Linked DNA regions of Homo sapiens: region 1 is linked to region 2. Evidence: chromatin contacts called from ENCODE Hi-C or POLR2A ChIA-PET data. All regions are on one chromosome and are shown on one strand. Each heading gives the region's core, a stretch centred on a gene start or an enhancer-like site at or near the end of the contact. The rest is flanking DNA. Distances are from core to core; before and after follow the strand shown. Region 1 holds the start of RASSF10-DT (RASSF10 divergent transcript). Region 2 holds the start of TEAD1 (TEA domain transcription factor 1).

Evidence for each region. Hi-C counts contacts between places; a loop is a spot of excess contacts on that map. ChIA-PET counts read pairs that join two places held with the same protein, here RNA polymerase II (POLR2A). Pooled maps may share reads with other maps.
Region 1: a pooled map shows a loop between it and region 2 (2.4-fold over the local background). The contact joins the promoter of RASSF10-DT here to the promoter of TEAD1 in region 2. A Hi-C loop is called at or near these places in 1 of 37 single-sample maps with no recorded cell type and 3 of 50 pooled maps. POLR2A ChIA-PET finds 5 or more read pairs at or near these places in 1 of 52 experiments (Panc1).

What each region holds. Positions count from the first base shown.
Region 1 is chr11:13,007,794-13,013,719 of GRCh38, forward strand. It overlaps RASSF10-DT (RASSF10 divergent transcript), which reads right to left and starts at 1,323. Exons shown (of 4, transcript NR_187419.1): 1 at 834-1,323. It overlaps RASSF10 (Ras association domain family member 10), which reads left to right and starts at 1,523. Exons shown (of 1, transcript NM_001080521.3): 1 at 1,523-4,326. The coding sequence starts at 1,784. The coding sequence ends at 3,307.
Region 2 is chr11:12,672,520-12,678,596 of GRCh38, forward strand. TEAD1 (TEA domain transcription factor 1) reads left to right here and starts at 1,902. Exons shown (of 13, transcript NM_021961.6): 1 at 1,902-2,315; 2 at 2,890-3,042. RefSeq lists a silencer at 1,594-1,893 and enhancers at 2,729-3,543, 3,544-4,357, 4,541-5,120.

The DNA.
Region 1 (5,926 bases), core at 73-2,572, 330 kb after region 2:
ATTCCTGTTCAATTATCCAACTTCAGTTTTAGGCACTCCTCTCAAATTCCTGACAGCCCCCATAACTAACATGCTCTTGATTCCTGACTGCACTACAATCCCTTCTAGAATGCTGCTTGTCCCTCCCCTCCATCTGCTTTCCTTTTGGCAGACTCTAATGGTCCTTTGGGTCTTGTCTAACACACCTCTTCTAGGGAAAGCCTTCCTTGCCCCTCCAAGATGGGTTGGATGCCACTCCAGGGTCCCCCAGAACCTCATGCTCTCCCTTATCAGAGGACACAGGACATTGTGTTGGGAATGTTTACTTGGCTGTGCCCTCCCACTAGACTGTGAACTCTTTGCAAGCCAGAACTGGCGATTAGTTCATTGTCAAATCCCTAGCGTAGGACCTGGAGCAGAGAGGTACTCAATAAATATTTGCTGAGTGAATCATTGAATGAACAAAAGTGCTTTAGCCAAGAGGCAATGGGGAGCCATCTAAGGTCTTGAAGAAAGGGAGTGAGCTTATTATTACACCTGTGCTCACAAGGACAAGTTCAGGGCAAACCTTGCACTCAGTGGACCATCCTCATCAGCAGTTAAGGATGAAACAAGTTCATTTGCATTGTGGCCTTGGGTTTCTTGCACTGTAAAGCTTGGCTGTTATCTCTTCTGGACCACATCTGAATATTAGAAAATGCCAGAAGCCTTCACAGTTTCCCCTTATGGAGGTGGAAAGCATAAAAATAGCTTGTGACTTGGGTCTGGGCCCTGAACTCCCACTAGAATGAGGAGCCCCTCTCCCAAAAAGGCTGTGGGAAGCTGAGGTGAAGGTGACGTGGAGACCCACTTACGTGACACTACAGGGAACGGGCAGCCGCCTCTGAAGGTCTGTCCCCCTCCAGCCCATACCGTTCCATGCCTGCACTTGCTCCCGGAGCACATTGCCGAATCTTGTTCTCCTTAGATATGCAAATATTGCTTCCTGTCGAGAAGGACTGGGAGGCCTTCCGCTTTAGAGGCAGCGCTTATAGCGCTAGCTGGTCGTGGAATGCGATTACAGCGTCTCCATTGGAGACCGCTGAGTGCCTCGGTTTCCCTGTCTGTGCAAAGTGCACTCCCCAGACGCCGCTGCCTCGAGGGACCAGGAAATGCGTCTGGGGGCGCCAGGAAAGATGAGAAGATAAAGTCACGATGCGTCCAGCTAGCTATAGACACAAGCAGAGGAGCCAGTAGGCCAAAGGAGACGCACAGCTGATCCGTGCCGAGGCGCGGGCTCCACTCCCTGAAGTGGAGGGACCCTTGAATCTTTCCTTGCGTAGGCGCGCGGCAGAGCAGCGATTTGGCGAAAAGGGCCGAGACTCAGGATGCCTGCAATGCGAGCGAGGGGCGGACAGGGCGCACGGGGCGCGGCAAGGCTGCGAGGGGCGGGCCTGGGCCCTGAGCCTCCTGCACTTCCAGCCACAGCTCTGGGCCTTGGGGGCGGGAAGGGGTGGAGCCACGTGGGGAGGAGCAAAACCCGGAGGTCCCGGGCACCTTGGGCAGAGCCAGAGCGGCGGGAGCCGGTCCTGGGCGCGTTGCCCCGGGAGCGCCCGTCGTCCGGGCAGAGCGCAGCCGCAACCGCGACCACAGCCGCAGTCGCTTTCCAGCCTGCCTTCGGTGCGCAGCGGGGGAACAGGGCTAGTGCAGCCGCCGGAGGGGGGCACGGGCTCCTCTCCCATCCCAGAGCTACTGGGCTGCCCTTGCTGTCCTCGCCGCCCCAGCAGACCCCGGCCGGACCTGCCACCTGCGCCCTGGTTGCGCCATGGATCCTTCGGAAAAGAAGATATCGGTGTGGATCTGCCAGGAAGAGAAGCTGGTGTCCGGCCTCTCCCGCCGCACCACTTGCTCCGACGTTGTGCGAGTGCTTTTGGAGGACGGCTGCCGGCGGCGACGGAGACAGCGGCGGAGCCGGCGGCTGGGGTCGGCCGGCGACCCGCATGGCCCGGGAGAGCTGCCCGAACCCCCGAACGAGGACGACGAGGACGACGACGAGGCGCTGCCGCAGGGCATGCTGTGCGGGCCCCCGCAGTGCTATTGCATCGTGGAGAAGTGGCGCGGCTTTGAGCGCATCCTCCCCAACAAGACGCGCATCTTGCGCCTCTGGGCTGCCTGGGGCGAAGAGCAAGAGAATGTGCGCTTCGTGCTAGTGCGCAGCGAGGCATCGCTGCCTAACGCCGGCCCCCGCAGCGCCGAGGCGCGCGTAGTGCTGAGCCGAGAGCGCCCCTGTCCGGCCCGCGGGGCCCCGGCGCGGCCCAGCCTGGCCATGACCCAGGAGAAACAGCGGCGAGTGGTGCGCAAGGCCTTTCGCAAACTGGCCAAGCTCAACCGGCGGCGCCAGCAGCAGACACCGTCGTCCTGTTCGTCCACTTCGTCGTCCACTGCCTCGTCCTGCTCTTCGTCGCCGCGGACCCACGAGAGCGCGTCGGTGGAGCGCATGGAGACGCTGGTGCATCTGGTGCTTTCCCAGGACCACACAATTCGCCAGCAGGTGCAGCGGCTCCACGAGCTGGACCGCGAGATCGATCACTACGAGGCCAAGGTGCACCTGGACCGCATGCGGCGTCACGGGGTCAACTACGTGCAGGACACTTACTTGGTTGGGGCAGGCATCGAGCTCGACGGGTCCAGACCGGGAGAGGAGCCAGAAGAGGTGGCGGCGGAGGCGGAGGAGGCGGCGGCGGCGCCCCCTCTAGCCGGCGAGGCGCAGGCGGCGGCGCTGGAGGAGCTGGCCCGGCGCTGCGACGACTTGCTGCGGCTTCAGGAGCAACGGGTTCAGCAGGAGGAGTTGCTGGAGCGCCTTTCAGCCGAGATTCAGGAGGAACTCAACCAGAGGTGGATGCGACGGCGCCAGGAGGAGCTGGCGGCGCGGGAGGAGCCCCTGGAGCCCGACGGTGGCCCCGACGGCGAGCTGCTGCTGGAGCAGGAACGGGTCAGGACGCAGCTCAGTACCAGCCTTTACATTGGGCTGCGGCTCAACACGGACCTAGAGGCCGTCAAGTCGGACTTGGATTACAGCCAGCAGCAATGGGACAGCAAGAAGCGCGAGCTACAGGGCCTTCTGCAAACTTTGCACACTTTGGAGCTGACGGTGGCACCGGATGGGGCTCCTGGCTCTGGCAGTCCCTCGCGGGAACCTGGGCCTCAAGCCTGCGCCGACATGTGGGTGGACCAGGCCCGTGGACTGGCCAAGAGCGGTCCTGGCAACGACGAAGACTCGGATACGGGACTGAGCTCTATGCATAGCCAAGACTCGGACTCCTTGCCCATGTGCGAATCCCTTGTGTAGGGGTGGGGGGCGGGGGGCGGGGGGCGGGAACAGGGGGATTCTTTTTTCTTGCAGAATGCAGTGGGCCAGCCGGCTCGCGGACTTGAAACCAGGCTGTTGCGAGCCCAGAGCTCCGGCTGGGCAGCAGCGCTCTGCGCAGCCTCGCGCTCATCTGGCTCCGGGGTGAGTGCAGAGCAGGGTGAGGGTAGAAGAAGTAGGATCCTCAATACAAGCTCATTAAAGAGAGGGAAGGAGGGAGGAGGCAAGAACCCCCTATACTGGAAAACAAACAACCCAAGGAAATTGACGTGGTCCGAGCCCATTTTCAAAGTAAGGAAGTATAATGGAGATTTCGCTACTCTTCTGTATGGGAAGGACTGATGGCAGCTAGAACTTTAGTTTGTGGTATGAAGTGCTTTAAAAGAAACACTTGGATGAAAAGGAAATTCCTTGAATGTTAATTGTGACTGTAAACGTGTTAAAACTAGCCAAAGAGGACGCACTGGTGTCGGTCTCTGCCTTTCTTACCTCTTTGATAAAACCCATAGGCACCAAAATCCTGGCTGTTTACATTTCTGCAGATTTGGGAATTACCCATCTGCTAAATCATTTGTCTTTTATTTTCTTTCAAAGGCTAAACTGTATCGAAGTCTAACCCTGTATTTCCTCCTAGTAAACACAATAGATGTTAAAAGGGAATTCTTTTCCCAAAATAACCTTTTATTATTACAAAAGCCAAACATAATCATTTGAGATATAAAATCCTGGCAAACATAATCGTGGTTAAAATTTAATCTGGGCCCTTTGGGATCTGTCCCTTCAAAGGCAGGTGAGTTGCCCTTTAATTCGTATTGCCACTTCATTGACTCAATCACTGTTATTTCAGAAAAAAATAAAAGGAAGTAGCAGAATTCAAGTTACGCAAAACAAAACTTGCTGTCTAACAAGCACTCTTTGAAAGCAAAGATGTTTTAGTGTTCAGCTTTTAAATTGAGCTATGTGATTAAAACCAACCATGACCTTAACGGATTTTACCCAAACTCGTCTAACTTCAGTATGTTTTGTCAGAGATTAATCAGTTACTTGTTCAAACTTAAATTGAGATAGTGTAAATATCAGGGTTTCCTAGATAAGGACAGAAAAGAAAAAAATAAAACAATCTCATAGTACTCCTTGGGTGAACAATGTGATTAACGATGGCACGTAGTCATGGAAAAAAAGATAAAAAGTGAGTTAAGAACTTGAATTACTCTTGTCTGGCACACGCCTATGCACATGCCAGGAGATGCAAGTGCAACACCATCTCAGTAGCTGGCGACAGAGCTGGTGGGGACTCCATGTAATTGTTCCAGTTGTTTCAATTAAAACTTATCAGTTGTAGCTAGTTGTTGGCCCCGCGGAAGGAGCCTGCTGGCCGATTTCCCTCTGCAGCTCAGTACTTCTGAGGAATGTGGGATCTAATCTGTCCTGAGAAGGTTATTAACAATGGGGCATGTGTGTGGTACCAGCATGGTGCAGAAGCCTCTTATCAACCTACTCTTGAGGGGCTGGCTCCAGTTTCAACACTACATGTGAAGATAACTTAAGAGGTCTTGCTTTATACAGAAGTTCCTTCCCTTGCAGAGATTCTCTATCTGCTTGTTGCCAATGGGAGCCTGCCCTTATGACCTCCTCAAACCACTGTTTGTGCTGTCTCCTTTTTAGAGACAGCACCCCCCACCCGCCCCGCACTACCACCACCACTGCCCTGGTATTACAACATGTGTGCCTGTTTGCAGATTTTCAAGTAAAAATGGGAATTTAAAGGCCATTTTCTTAATTGATGTTTTCAAAAGACATTAGCTGGCATAACTATGGTTTTTTAGTTTCATCTGATGCAGGAAATGTCTATGCATTTGGTCTTGAACATGATAAAAATGAGGAAGGGACTGAAAAAAACCCACCATCCCCAGACAATCATTTGATCCCATAAACACGAAACCTAATGATAGCTTTCATTTTGAGGCAGAGGTAAAATCCTCATTAGAGTGTGACAAAATGCTACTTGTCTGAATGGTTTATGCTGACAATGGGCTGACCTGGTGGTTTTAAAATTATTGTGCTGTTTTTCCCCCTCAGGGTGGTAGGGGAGTGATTCTTGGACGTTTATTAACTCAAAAAGAACGCAGAAGTTGGCAGAACAGAACTGCCTGGAAGAAAGGGGCTGTTTTCCTTTTCACTATTATTATTTTAAACTTTGATGGGCTGCTGACGTCAGCAAATATGCTTGACGCCTGTAAAGCAAATAAGCCACATCACAAGCAGAAAGCCTGTGGGATTTTCTGGTGCCCTATTTCTAGAACCTTCCCTGTTCTGACCATTTGAAGGTGCTTATTTAGTCAACCGTTCAGGCAGCTGCGAGGCTTTATTGATAACAAATGGCAGCCTATTTGGCCCATTTTTTTTCTTTTATCCAAATCAATTATATTCCTAAAAGGCACTCTCTGTGAGTAGAAGAAAGGAGTGTGTAGAACAGGCTGACGTGGGGGAGCGGGGAGGAAGGAGACAATAGTTCTTTTTACTAAGAGCTTTCGCAAGCCTGAGAAAGGTGAAATAAAGGTATAAAAAGCACCAAAACAGTGCCTGTGCATAGGAAGTGCT
Region 2 (6,077 bases), core at 652-3,151:
AACACATTTCCAAAAACCAGTGCCAAGGTGGTTGGGTTCATTATTGTGAACCTCACTGTATTACCTTATCATTGCCTATGAATTAGAAATAAAATGCACTTGTACTTGACTGTGGTGGTACCTACACAAGTCAGGAAATTGCATAGACCTAAACACAGGCACGTACGAATACGTACAAGTAAGACTGAGGAAATCTGAATAAGATGGGTGGATCGTATCAATGTCAATATCCCAATTGTGATACTGTATTAGAGTTTTGGAAGACATTACCAGTGGGGAGAACTGGGCAAAGTGAACAAACGATTTATTATTATTTTTTACAACTGCCTGTTACTCCGATTACTTCAAGAGTTGAAATTAAAAATGTATTAATAAGACTGGGTGCAGTGGCTCACTTTTGTAATTCCAGCACTTCAGGAAGCCGAGGCAGGAGGACAGCTTGAGCCCGGGCGTCTGAGACCAGCCTGGGCAGCATGGTGAAACTGCATCTCTACAAAAAAATTTTAGAAATTAGCTAGGCGTGGTGGTGCGTGCCTGTAGTTCCAGCTATTCGGGAGGCTGAAAAGGGAGGATGGCTTGATTCCAGGGAGTCGAGGCTGCAGCGAGCCCAGATCGCACCATTGCATTCTAGCCTAGGTGACAGAGCAAGATCCTGTCTCCAAAAATAAAATAAAAAAAAAATTAAAAAAAAGGAAAACAATGTATTAGTAAAAGTTATGTTTTGTAGAAATGTGTTGCACTCAGTCACAGTCTAGTCTCCTCAGTTACCCATATATAGGGATATAGGGATTCCTCGGGCACAAAATATGTTGTTATTTAATCCTGAGGCCTCAGCTGGAAAAGAGAGCCAAGTGCCTAGAACGAATGAGGTCCACTGTGCGGGAACTGCTTTGCAGTTTGTTAAATAATTATAACAATCACCCGAAACTTTAGACGGTTCTGTCCCCAGTGGGTCGATTTTACCCGTTTTCTGATTTACCGACTGCGTCTATGTCACTTTTGCGTCACTACCTCCAATGGCAGGGTTAAAATGATTCCTTTAATAATGAAATGAAGTTTCTCAATAATGAAAGGGCTAACTTAAAGTCGCCGGATGCAGCATTTCAAAGTTTAGGAAGTTACTTTTGAAAAGTACAACCGGCAGAGATGAGTGAACTTAGTTTTTTAACTGACTTGGAGAAGACCTTGCTAGCAGGGCAGGTTTATTACGAACTCTGTAATTATCCTTCTTTGCTAAGCTAAAGGTTTTCCTTTCCCAACCGTAAGACAGATTTCGACTTGAGTGAGAGCTGTGAACTTTTATAAAAGTGAAAGGGAAGAGAAGAAATGGCAGGCTGGGAATCTGGCCCGGAGACGGCGTCCACCGCGCTCGAGAGCAACAATCTGCATCACCAGAAAGGCAACTTCTCTACCCTACACTTGCAGACTTCCGCGAGTCCGGGAGCACTCAACGCAGTCACCCGCGCTTCCGCGTCCCGGACTAGGGAAACTGAGGCACGGTAGGCGCGTCGCGCGCAACTCCCGCCTCGGCGCCTGCCCCCTGGAAGAAACCCAGGCTTCCAGAGTTCTTCGCGCGAGCGCAGGGACTTCCAAGCCGCGCAGCTCCCGTCCGCCCCGCCCCGCCCCGCCCCGGCTCGGGACAAAGCCCGGAGCCCGCGCCGGGAGACGGAGGGCGGCTCCCGCGCGAGCCACGCTCCCCCGTGGGCGCGAGACTCCGCCCAGCTGCCGAAAGCCCGCGCCCCAACGGCGAAGCAGCCGCGCCGGTCCGCCCCGATTCCCCATGACGTCACCGGCGGCGGCAGGCCCCGCCTCCAGCCCCGGGCGGCAGGCCGCATGACGTCACCGAGGCCCCACCCCTCCGGAGCGAGTTCGGTCCTGGCGTTCATTTCATTCCTGTCCTCATTCCGAACATTCTTAGCATCGCTCGCGCCGCGCCGCGCCGCCTGAGCCGAGCCGAGCCTCTGCTGCCGCCGCCGCGGCCCCGCCGCCCGCCGCGGGCGCCCACCAAGCACTTTGCAGACTCGCTTCCACCCTGCGGGCCATTCCGCGCGGCGGGGCCCGGGCCCGGGGCGGCCGCGTCCAGGCACAGGCCATGCAGTGACGCCCCCCCACCCCTCCACCTTTGCCCGGAGCGCGGGCAGCAGCCCAGCGCGCCAGCCGGCCCCGGGGCAGGAGCGGTGCTAGGCAGGGGTGGGGTGGCCGGGCCCAGGGACCGGGAGCCGGGGAGGGAGCCGGGCACCGAGCAGAGGGCGGGGGAAGCGGCGCCGAAGTTTGCCTCGGACTCGCCGGGCGCTGCGGTGGCTCCCTGGGCCGAGGTAAGTTGGCGCGCGGGGCGGATGCTGGGGTGCGGGGGGCGCACGGGGCAGCGGGGGGCCGGCGGCGCGTCCCTCGCGGGCCGCTCTTTCTTTGCGGGCTCTGCTTTGTGTGCGACGGCGGGCGGGCACGCGGAGGGCCGCGGCCGGGCCCCCACACCCGCCTCCCCGCGCCCCCTCCGAGGTGAGCGGCCGGGCGCCGCCGCGCGACTTGCCAGGACGCCAAGTTGGGCCGCGCGCTGGGAGCCCGCGCGGCAACAGGCGGCCCCCGGCCGGCCGCGCCGCGCCCCCCGCGCGCCCCCTCTCCCGCCGCCTGCACGCGCACACACGCACACACCCTCGGGCGCCTTGGACGGGGTGCGCTGGGGAGCCAGAAGTTCGGAGCGAGCGCGGGCGGGCAGAGCCGCCGCCTCGGAGCCCGGAGCCGGCCTGCACCCCCCTGCTTTCGCCGCCGCCCCCCGGCGCCGGGTACCCCCGAGGCCGGCCCGGGTCTGCGCAGACTTGTGCCGCTGGCGGGGGGTTCGCTCCTTCTTCTCAAAGATGAAAAAGGGCACGGTCGTCTTTGCCGCTTCTCCAGGACTGTTGCTGCCGCTGCCGCCGCCGCTTCATTGCACATTCAAGTGGAAAATTTTCAGGAGTCAGCAGAAACATTGTGTCCAAAAAAGACTGAGTCGCAGTTACCACCAAACCCAGGAGGAGACTCTCCCTGGAAAACTTCCCTTCCCTTTCGGTAGGAAATACTGGGGGATTTGTTTGTTGATTGGAAGAGAAATGATCCCCGGGGGGGAGAAAATCTGGGTACACTTCTAGTCTTTGTTCGTAACAGCAACACTTGTTTTCAAAAGTCCAGAGTCCCGCTTTAAAGAAAGTTTAACTTCTGTGACTTTTCTTCTTTTTAAAAAAATAACTTTTGTATTTTTAAAAAATCAAAGCAATATTTTTAATGAGTCGAAAACAATGAGGACTCACACCTCCCCTCTCATGAAAATAAATGAAATCCAGATCAGAATTTTCTTTGCTTTTAAATTGCCTTTTTTAAAAGATTTATTTAAAGTTGGATAGTGTCACTATATAAAAATATTTATGAAACAATGAAATACCAGCCACCAGCGTTTCTCAGGAGGCTTGTTAACTTCTTAGAAGCAAGTGGCTTCCTGTGATTTGCAGAAATGAAAATTGACCTCAGTGAGCCCTGGAAACTTAGAGACAGATGATGTTCCAGGAGCAGGGAATGTAAAAAGGCCATGTTTAAAAACAGTGCGTTGGAAGGAGCCCAGGTCTTGGGATAGAAAGGTCTGTTAAGCCTGCCACATTTCAAAATAGTAAAAAGAAATACTAAAAACACTACACGTATTGCAAAGGAGCAGAACCTTATCAGTTCACAACAACCACAGATTTCTTTCTCCCCGCTTTCCACCTTGGTTGTTTTTGGAAGTTCAGGTGGTCTGATGGCTTGGGGTGCGCTGGTTGCCTGCAATGGTTACCTGAGTAGACATATCCCTCCCTTCAGGGAGATGTGATCCACTGTGTAGTCACAGCCGGGAGTGGGCTCCTTTCTCTGCAGGCTGCAGTGAATCTTGCTGGTCTTCTACGGATAGGGGCTTCTCTGAGGCACAGATTGGGGAACAGTCTTCAGGCTACGCCCGGTGCTTCACCCTTTCACTGTTGGGTTTGTGCCCCGCTTCTGTAAACAGCAGGGTCTTCGGGTCCAAGCATATCTGAATGCTTACAAGGACTAGACTTAAATCCAACTTCCTTAGGAATCTTTTCCTCTTTAGAAGGAAATAGTAGAACTAATTACAAAGTGACTCAGGAAAGACAAATGGATTCGTTGAACCTTTTGTCAGTAGTGAGGTTTTGAATTGTTGAATTTTTGGGGAAAGGCTTATTTTTCTAATCTCACTGTTTCCATAAATGGTCACAGATATTTTTCTTTAGTGTTTCTTTGTGCAACTCTATGTTGAACTCTCAGGTTTCAGGTTTTAAACAGTTAACAATTCTTTTATTTATTGTTGGTATAAAAAATGAACTGATGATAAGCTATATCCATTACGGGTTCTTGCTGATGGTATCAAAATGCCAAGGTAGACTATTTTATTTTTACTTTAATGGTAAATATTATTTGATCTGCAGTTTTAGGGGAATATTAGAACTTTTTTTTTTAAAAACGAGCTTGAAACAAAACCAGTATGACACTTTGCTTTGACAATATGGGTAAAGAAAATTATAGGGAAGAATCTGTAAATTCCTCCTCTGTGTGATCCTTTATAAAGTAATGAACTGCGGGGAACATGCCTGAGAGAGATTATTGGAGGGTTGGAGGGTTTTTTTTCTTTTCTTTTCCCAAAACAAAAACCAGGACTCACCATGACATATACTTAATTAAATTTAATTTAAAGGGGGAGGACATCCCAATTTAGTTTGAGCCAGACTGATAGGAATTTCTCACTGAGAGGCTTTTCCTTGCCTTGTGGTACAATGTGTGCCCAGGCCCCAGCAGCAAACTAATTACACATAAGGGCGGGTTTGGGAGGGCAGCCTGGGGGGAGTCGGCTTCCTCCTCCCTTTCCCATTTCCTCTCTCCCCCCACTTACTTTATACAGCAGGAATTATATATTAGTATACTCACTTGGGAGACTGGAGTCCCCTTTTATTTAGAAAAAGGAACAAATAAGTCATAAGGAAAAAAATGTTCGAGTTTTTTTCCCTGCTTGAGCTTCAGCAGTTTATAAACAATTTTGTGTTTTGTTGGTTCTTAGAATACAGAGCAACAATTATGAGGGCATTTCTTAACGGGAACGTTTGGGAAGAATATACTTTTATCATCGGTGTTTAGATCATATTTGTCCTTACATTTTCAGCAGAAAAGTATATAATACGAACAGTTTAAAGCATGTAGATCCCAAATATTAAATAGACTTTTGAAGAAATGAGCTGTGACATTAACAATATTTTAAGGTTGGTTGCTTCAGAAATGGATTGATCTCTCATACGTGGTGGTCATACAAGAGCCTGGGCATTTGTGGGATTACTTTTCTCTCTAATCTCATGTGTTATGTGTTAATTGTGAGCATAATTATGCTGCCTGCAAATGAAAATTGTGTCTTATCACTCAAGGTTGGTGCAAATAACTGTATGTATGATCTGGTGGACTTAAAAATGACCATATTCACATACAGACAGTAGGTGGATAACACTTTTAAGCTCCATTTTAGGCACTTGTACCCAGTAGAGAGATTGTGAAAGGGAAAATAAATAAATATGAAAGCTGTGTTTAGAGGTCGAATCTGTTTAGTGGTAAAACTTTAGGGTCTGTTTTCTCCAAAGACTGAAGAATGTGGCCAAAAGAAGTGTCCAGATTTCTCTGTAGAACTGCAAGAAAATGCAAGCCAACCTTGTTAAATGCGAGCGTTACAGCTGCCCCTTTGGAGTTTAGTGACTGGAACTGCAAACTGCTAATGTCCAACTTTTGGACTCAGCCAGAAAAATATATTGTAAGCTTATTCCCCTTTGACAAACCTAGGCTGTGCTGCTGCTGGGCTGCTTGGGGACAGATTGATGGCTGGCACAATCTTTTATAGCTGCATGGTGCTTTTTCTTATTTTATAATAAGGCATAGATTACCTTGTGGTATTTAAGTTGCATCTAGAGTTGTGTTTGAACCACATCAGTGATACATTTTATTCTTTCATATTCATAAAAGTGATAAAATCAGGTAATTCAGGTCCATCCTACGCACTTCATATTCATGGTTGAGCTTTTTGA